Regions from separate parts of the Homo sapiens genome. Here region 2 is linked to region 1. The links are chromatin contacts, found by Hi-C in ENCODE. All regions are on one chromosome and are shown on one strand. The core of a region is the stretch at or near the end of the contact, and the rest is flanking DNA. Distances in the headings are between cores, read along the strand shown. Region 1 holds the start of PROSER3 (proline and serine rich 3). Region 2 holds the start of COX7A1 (cytochrome c oxidase subunit 7A1).

Region 1 (3,121 bases), core at 363-2,862:
CCAGGCCTTCCATTCTCTGGAGAGCTGAGAGCCCCCCACCCCGCCCCCCACCTAAGAGCGACGGGGACCTCCCACCCGCTGCAGTGTGCGGGCCTCAGATTCCCATTGACTCCGGAAGCCCTTCGGAGCTGCGGACTCTCCACCCCGCCCAAGGCCAACGAACATTCTCTCACATGTTCCCACCCCAGGCTGCCCCAGACCCCTGGCAATGGAAGTGGTCGAGTTCACCCCTCCCCAGGCCTGGCACCTGGGCGACGGGCAGCGCCACGCTGGGTGCGCGCAGGTAGTAGGGGGCGAGCGTGGTGGGGCAGAGCGCAGCCAGCTCGGCCTCCAGCAGCCCCTCGCCGAAGCGCTGGTCAAAGAGGCGTCCGGGCGCCGAAAGTCCGGGCAACGGGGCCGAGGCGCGGCGCAGCCAAGACGGCTGCACAGGCACAGGGATCTCCATCCTGCTCCTCCGCGTTGCAGTGCCCCTGCGTGCGCAGCCGCTCATTTATAGTGCGCCCTGTGCCGGCCCCTCGGAGGGCTGCCCAGGGACACTGGGACCGTGGCCAGACCCGGCCATTAGGAGAGCCTTATTTAGAAACCCAAACAATGACTTGGCCATTTATTAAGCGCCTGCTGGATGCCTGGCAAATGCTGTCAAGAAGGTGACATGAAGATTCCCCAATTTCCAGAAGAGGAAACTAAGGCTGAGGAGGGGGAGCCTTGCGGGTGTGGGGAGCACAGCGTGGTGATTGGGGCCCAGGACCCAAGAGGCCCACGGAAGAGTTTCCAGTCCCTTTAATCCACTGCCTCCCCCCTGGCAGCTCTGAGGATGACGCAGATGGAGGTCTTTAGGAGCAGATTCCTGGAGAATGCGGTAGCCCCGCCAGGATGTCAGGAGGACATAGAACAGGCCCTCCCTACCCTTATCCTCAGCCAGACCTTGGGCCCAGTCCCCCGGCAGGCCGGGCCTAATTCTGTGCCTCTGACTCAGCCTCTGGTGCGCAGAGGCCAGGGGGCGCGAGCATGAACAGTTCAGGCTGGCCCCCCGGGGGCCGCGCGCTGGGGCTGGAAATAGCTCATTTTGATCCCGCTACCTCGGCCAGGAGCCCAGACCTGGCAACTGATGCAACCAGCTGCTCCTGCAGCAAGAAAGAAGTTAGATGACCGTTGGGACGGACTGATTGGCCCAACTGATGGAGGAATAGCGGTTAGAGAGAGGGCAGAGCGCGCCCCCCCCCCAACCCGCCCCACTGCCCCTGCAACAGAAAGAATGGTAGTTAGACCGGGGTCGGGACAGGACTTCTGCAGCAAGAAGGCGCTTAAAAAGCGGGACTTTTAAGCGAGGGTACTTTAGATCACCTCCTAACCGCAAGCCCAGCCTCAGATCCTTCCCATTGGTGCACGGTCTTGCCAATTACTGCTACACTCGGCAGGTTCTCCAATCAAACACGCCCTGTCGGGCAGGCAGTCGTCCCAGCCAATCCTGAAACACCTCCCTCCGGGTACTTCTGTTTCCTCTCTTTCATTGGTCGCCTTGGAGGCCGCTCGCCTCCGGCGCGGGCACAGAGAGGGGCGGGGCTGATAGGGCGTTGCTAAGCGACGGAGATGCGCGCGGGGCCTGTTGGGTGAAGGAGCAGAGCGGCCGGAAGCGCGGAGGGAGCCGCGGGATGGACCGCAGGTGAGGCCGATCGCTCTTCCAGGGACTACAGGAGGCTGGGGAGGACCAACGGCGAGAGCAGCACAGCCTAGGACGGGCTGGATACGGTCTGGAGTCGCTAGGGCTCCACCGCACTGGAACTACAATTCCCAACATGCTCCACAGCCGTTGGCCTCTCCAGCCGTAGCCGTTAGCATCCCGGGGGTCCCCTAAGAGTCTTATGTTCCTCTCTGAGTGGGCCCCAAGGAATTATTGCCTCTAAAGGTGTCCAAGAAAGGCTTGAGATCTGAATTTCTTCATTTTGAAATGGCCCCCAGACACGCCTGGGCGTTGTCTTTGAACTTTCTCGCGGAGGCGGAGCCCAGTGGATCCTGGGGCTTGTAGTCCATCTACCCTTTGCCTTCGTGTCCCCCAGGAATGTATGGGAAATGCTCGGTGATATAATCCAGCCGCGGTTCTTTCTTTCTTTCTTTTTTTTTAAGACAGAGTCTCTCGCTCTGTTGGCCCAGACTGGAGTGCAGTGGCACAATCTTGGCTACTGCAACCTCTGCCCCCGGGTTAAAGCAATTCTCATGCCTCAGCCTCCCAGGTAGCTGGGACTACAGGCACCTGCCACCGCGCCTGGCTAATTTTTTATATTTTTAGTAGAGACGGGGTTTCGCCATGTTAGTAAGGCTGGTCTCGAACACCTGACCTCAAGTGATCCACCCGCCTCGGTGTAATCCCAAAGTGCTGGGATTACAGGCGTGAGCCACCACGCCCGGCGAGCCGCGATTCTTAACCTGAACTCCACTTCGCAATCACCTGGGACGCTGCGGAAAAGACACGGAGGCCCAGCCCCACTAATAGATATTCTGATTCTGTTGGTCTGGAATGGGAACCGCGCGCCTGTAACGTTGAAAAGCCCCTCCTAGACTGGATCCAGGGTTGAGAACCACCGGCTGTCAGTTCCTGAGTTGCTCCCTGTTAAGACTGCTCCAGGGGCGGGCTCCCAGGACTCACCCTTCCACTGTCGATATCCTGAATGTGCAACGGTGCTTCATGGAAATGACAGTCCGTCTCCTCCAGGAATCTATGGGAATTGTCTGGTTCTGCCCTCCTCTAATGTCCCCCTCCCCAGGGCTGCGGCGAAACCACGTGCTGCCTGAACCCCACTTTCCTCTTGCAGCCTGCCAGTTTTCTCCATTCAAGATAGTCCCTTTGGAGATGCGCCCCTGGGTCGAAGCCACTACTGGCCATCCCAGAGCCAGACCTGGTGTCCCAAGGTGAGGACACCCCTCAAAGAGTGCTGAGTGCCAGCCCAGTAGCAAGAGAATGACCTTTAGAGGGTAGGAAGACATGTGATGAGAGATAGGGATGAGAGATTTAAGAGACAGCCCCTTGTCCCCTCCCCACGGCCCTGCCCTTGTCCCCCTCTCTACCACCTGGATTCCCCATCTGAGCCCCCATCACACTAGGTTGTTATCATTACAGGATGTG
Region 2 (3,520 bases), core at 431-2,930, 390 kb after region 1:
GCAGAGGGCTGAGAGGTAGCAACATCCTAGGAGTATCCCTGGTCCAGCATGAGGCACCGAGGGCTGGGGGCAGTGGGCAGTCCACAGGGCAGAGATCCCTGGCTGGTGGGAGGATGGGCTTGGTGGGGAGGGGTGGACACAAACACAGACACACACAGAGGCCAGCGTTTATTGACACTTGTTCAAGTCTCTCAGGCCCCCCAGGCTTCTTGGTCTTAATTCCTGGGGAAGGAGGCCCAGCCAAGGGAGTACAAGCTGTAGACAGTGCCTAGAAAGGGGAAGCGTTGGAGACAGAATGAGACCTAATCCCCTCCCTGGACATCCCAGGCTTTTAAGGCCTTCAGGCTCCCTGGTTCCCAGCCTGGACCCCAGCTCTAGTTCGGACTCCAGCTCCCTTCCCAGATTGGACTCCTATTGTAAAGCCCCCTGGCTTTGATCTAGACCGGGCTGGGAGCTTTCTCCCCGACTCCTCCCTGGGCCTCAGCCCCACCACTAACCCAGCCCCCGTCCTGGGACAAGAGCCCAAACCCTAGTTACTCCCCTCCCTGCAGGCCTGACTCCAGCTCAGTACTCGACCCCCTTCCTAAACGCCAACCCCCAACCCAGATCCTGGTCAGTCCTGCCCAGAAACCAGCCACCTCTTACTCTGGGTCCAGCCCCGCCTCCCCCGCAGCCCAGACGGGCCCTGCGCTCACCGCCCAGACACAGCGTCATTGTCACTCGGTACAGGATGTTGTCAACGATGCCGCCCTTCAGGTACAACGGGATGTCATTGTCCTCCTGGATGTGGGGGTGTCTGATGAGAAAGGGGTGCTGGCTGCTCCTTAGAGCGCGCCCCGCCTGCCCCGGCTCGGCGCGCTCCCGGCTGGCGCGTCGGATCCCCACCCCCCCCGACCCCCCACCTGGAAGAGCTTCTGTTTCTCGCGCACTCGGTTCTGAAAGCGGTTCCGGGCGGTGGAGCTGAAGGAGCGGATCAGCGCCTGGGACACCTGCGGGGTGGGAGGTGGGCGGGTATTGGAGGCACCTGGAGGGGTGTCCTGAAGTGGGACCCCGCTCTCTGAGGCCTGGACGTGGGGACAGCCCCATCCCTAGCGAGCGTCCCAAAGGCGAGGAGGGTAATAGCTTGGATTCTGTTACCCGCGAACTGCCAGCTGGGTTGGGAGGGGACTCGCCCTGGAGTCTGGCCTGGGGGTGACCGGGCTGCCTAGAGGGTCCTGGAAGGGAGAGGACCCAGAAGGACTTTGTTCTGGGGGGCCTAAGTCCTGAGATTTTTGTTGGGGGAGGGTTTCCTGGATTAAAGGGAGGAAACCAGGTCCCGGGAACGTGGGGACCGGAATGGAGGTCCCCGGGAGCGTCCAGGCTGCCTGAGAAGGCCCGGGTGAGGCCAGTGTTAAGGGTTCCCGAGATGTCAAGTTCAAACCCGGGGCTTTGGGCCGGGGTGGGGGTCCCCAGTTGTCTCCGAAGAGTGGATTGTGGGGGAAGGGACCCAGGCTGTTTAGCGGGGAGTCCCAGGCCCTGAAGGTGGCTCACGTTCCAAGGCCCTAGATGCGGGGGCACTTGGAGAGTCGCGTATTAGGGCGGGGTTTTCTGGGTGGGGGGCTCCGGCCCAGCCCATGGGGGCCTCACCCGAAGGGCCTGCATTCTGCCTTGTCCTCTTCCGCCGGAGTCACCTCCCTTCTCCGCCCAAGGACACGCGTAGTCCTCCTCTGTCCAGGAACCCCAGGCCCCACCCGCTGCGCGCAGCGTGACAGCTGGGGACGCGGCGGGGCTGGGGCTGGGGCTGGGGCTGGGTTGCGGGGAGTCCTGCTCCTCGGATTCGTCCACCACGGAGGAGGCGGTCCAGACCCGCACCCTGGGCCGCAGCGCGCATCCGTTTCGGTCTCGGAATTTCGCTTGGTCCCACCGGAGCCCAAAGCGGTACCAGGGAATACATTTTTGCAGATTTTTGGAGATTTCCGCCGGGGGCAAGTGCAACTCCTCCCCGGATCTCTCCCTGCCCGCTGGTATGTGAGAGTGAGGAAACGCATAAGGCCGTGTTCCAACTCCCTGTTCTGTCTACACAGCCAGAGATTGCACCTCCGAGCCTGTTTCCGTATCTGTAACGTGAGGGCTAAGGCAGGATCTTTCTCAGAGATTTGTTGAGACATTAAATGACCTTGTTTTTAGGAAACACAAGCTAAAGTCTTTGGGAGTAAAACGGTATTTTATGTTACCCTAAGAAACACATCATATCTATTTATAGCTCTCTAATTCTGGCAGTCAACGGGGTGCAGCACAGTTGTCCTAATGGTTTTAGCAACCAGGAAAGATCCTGGCCTAGTCTACAAGGTTTTCTTTTTCTTTTCTTTTTTTTCTTTTTTTTTTAGACAGGGTTTTGCTCTGTTGCACAGGCTGGAGTGCAGTGGTGCGGTCATAGCTCACTGCAGCCTCGACCTCCTGGGTTCAGCGATCCTCCTGCCTCAGCCTCCTGAGTGGCTGGGACTACAGGCGCCCACCACCATGCTCGAACTAATTTTCGTATTTTTTGTAGAGGCTGGGTTTCACCATGTTGCCCAGGCTGGTGTCGAACTCCTGAGCTCAAGAAATTTGCCGGCCTCATCGTGAGCCACGCACCCAGCCAGCAGACAATGTTTGTTTGTTTGTTTTTGAGGCAGTGTCTTGCTATGTTGCCCAGGGTGGTCTCCAACTCCTCCAAGTAATGTTCCTACCTCTATCACCCAAAGTGCTAGAATTAGAGGCATGAGCCACTATACCCAGCTTGTAAAAGGTTTTAACAATCTCTTTTATTTATTTATTTAATTTATATTTTTAGACAGAGTCTTGCTCTGTTGTACACGTTGGAGTGCAGTGGTGTGATCTCGGCTCACTGAAACCTTCTGCCTCCTGGGTTTAGGCAATTCTTGTACCTCAGCCTCCTGAGCAGCTGGGATTACAGGCACCCGCCACCACACCCAGCTCATTTTTGTATTTTTTAGTAGAGATGGGGTTACACCATGTTGGCCAGGCTGGTCTCAAGCTCCCAACCTCAGGTGATCCGCCCACTTTGGCCTTCCAAAGTGCTGGAATTACAGGCCTGAGCCACCGCTTCCAGCCACGGTCTCTTTTAAAGAGGGCTTTTATGATTATTAAATTCCCCTAACACTTTCAAACTATGCTTGTAAATTTAATGTTAGGTTTTTCCATTTAAGAGCCACAAGTAGGGCTGGGCGTGGTGGCTCACACCTGTAATCCCGGCACTTTGGGAGGCCAAGGCAGGTGGATCACTTGAGGCTGGGAGTTTGAGACCAGCCTGGTCAACATGACAAAACCCTGTCTCTACTAAAAATACTAAAATTAACCAGGTGTGGTCATGGGCGCCTACAATCCCAGCTGCTTGTGAGGCTGAGGCACAAAAATCGTTTGAACCCAAGAGGCACGGAGGCTGCAGTGAGCCAAGATTGCACCACTGCACTCCAGCTTGGGTGACAGAACGAGATTCTGTCTCAGAAAAAAAAAAAAAAAAAAGCTGACTTACCAGATA

What was found. A loop is a pair of places that touch in the nucleus more often than their neighbours do. Pooled maps may share reads with other maps.
Region 2: a loop to region 1 is called in a map of heart left ventricle, with 4 times the contacts of the local background. The contact joins the promoter of COX7A1 here to the promoter of PROSER3 in region 1. A Hi-C loop is called at or near these places in 6 of 168 maps with a recorded cell type or tissue (CD14-positive monocyte, aorta, ascending aorta and 3 more), 4 of 37 single-sample maps with no recorded cell type and 18 of 50 pooled maps.

The regions. Positions count from the first base shown.
Region 1 is chr19:35,756,564-35,759,684 of GRCh38, forward strand. PROSER3 (proline and serine rich 3) reads left to right here and starts at 1,613. Exons shown (of 11, transcript NM_001367856.1): 1 at 1,613-1,663; 2 at 2,811-2,907. The coding sequence starts at 1,653. HSPB6 (heat shock protein family B (small) member 6) reads right to left here and starts at 466. Exons shown (of 3, transcript NM_144617.3): 1 at 248-466. The coding sequence starts at 445. RefSeq lists enhancers at 718-1,289, 1,618-1,857, 1,898-1,957.
Region 2 is chr19:36,150,767-36,154,286 of GRCh38, forward strand. It overlaps COX7A1 (cytochrome c oxidase subunit 7A1), which reads right to left and starts at 1,681. Exons shown (of 4, transcript NM_001864.4): 1 at 1,627-1,681; 2 at 903-989; 3 at 696-780; 4 at 156-268. The coding sequence starts at 1,641. The coding sequence ends at 216.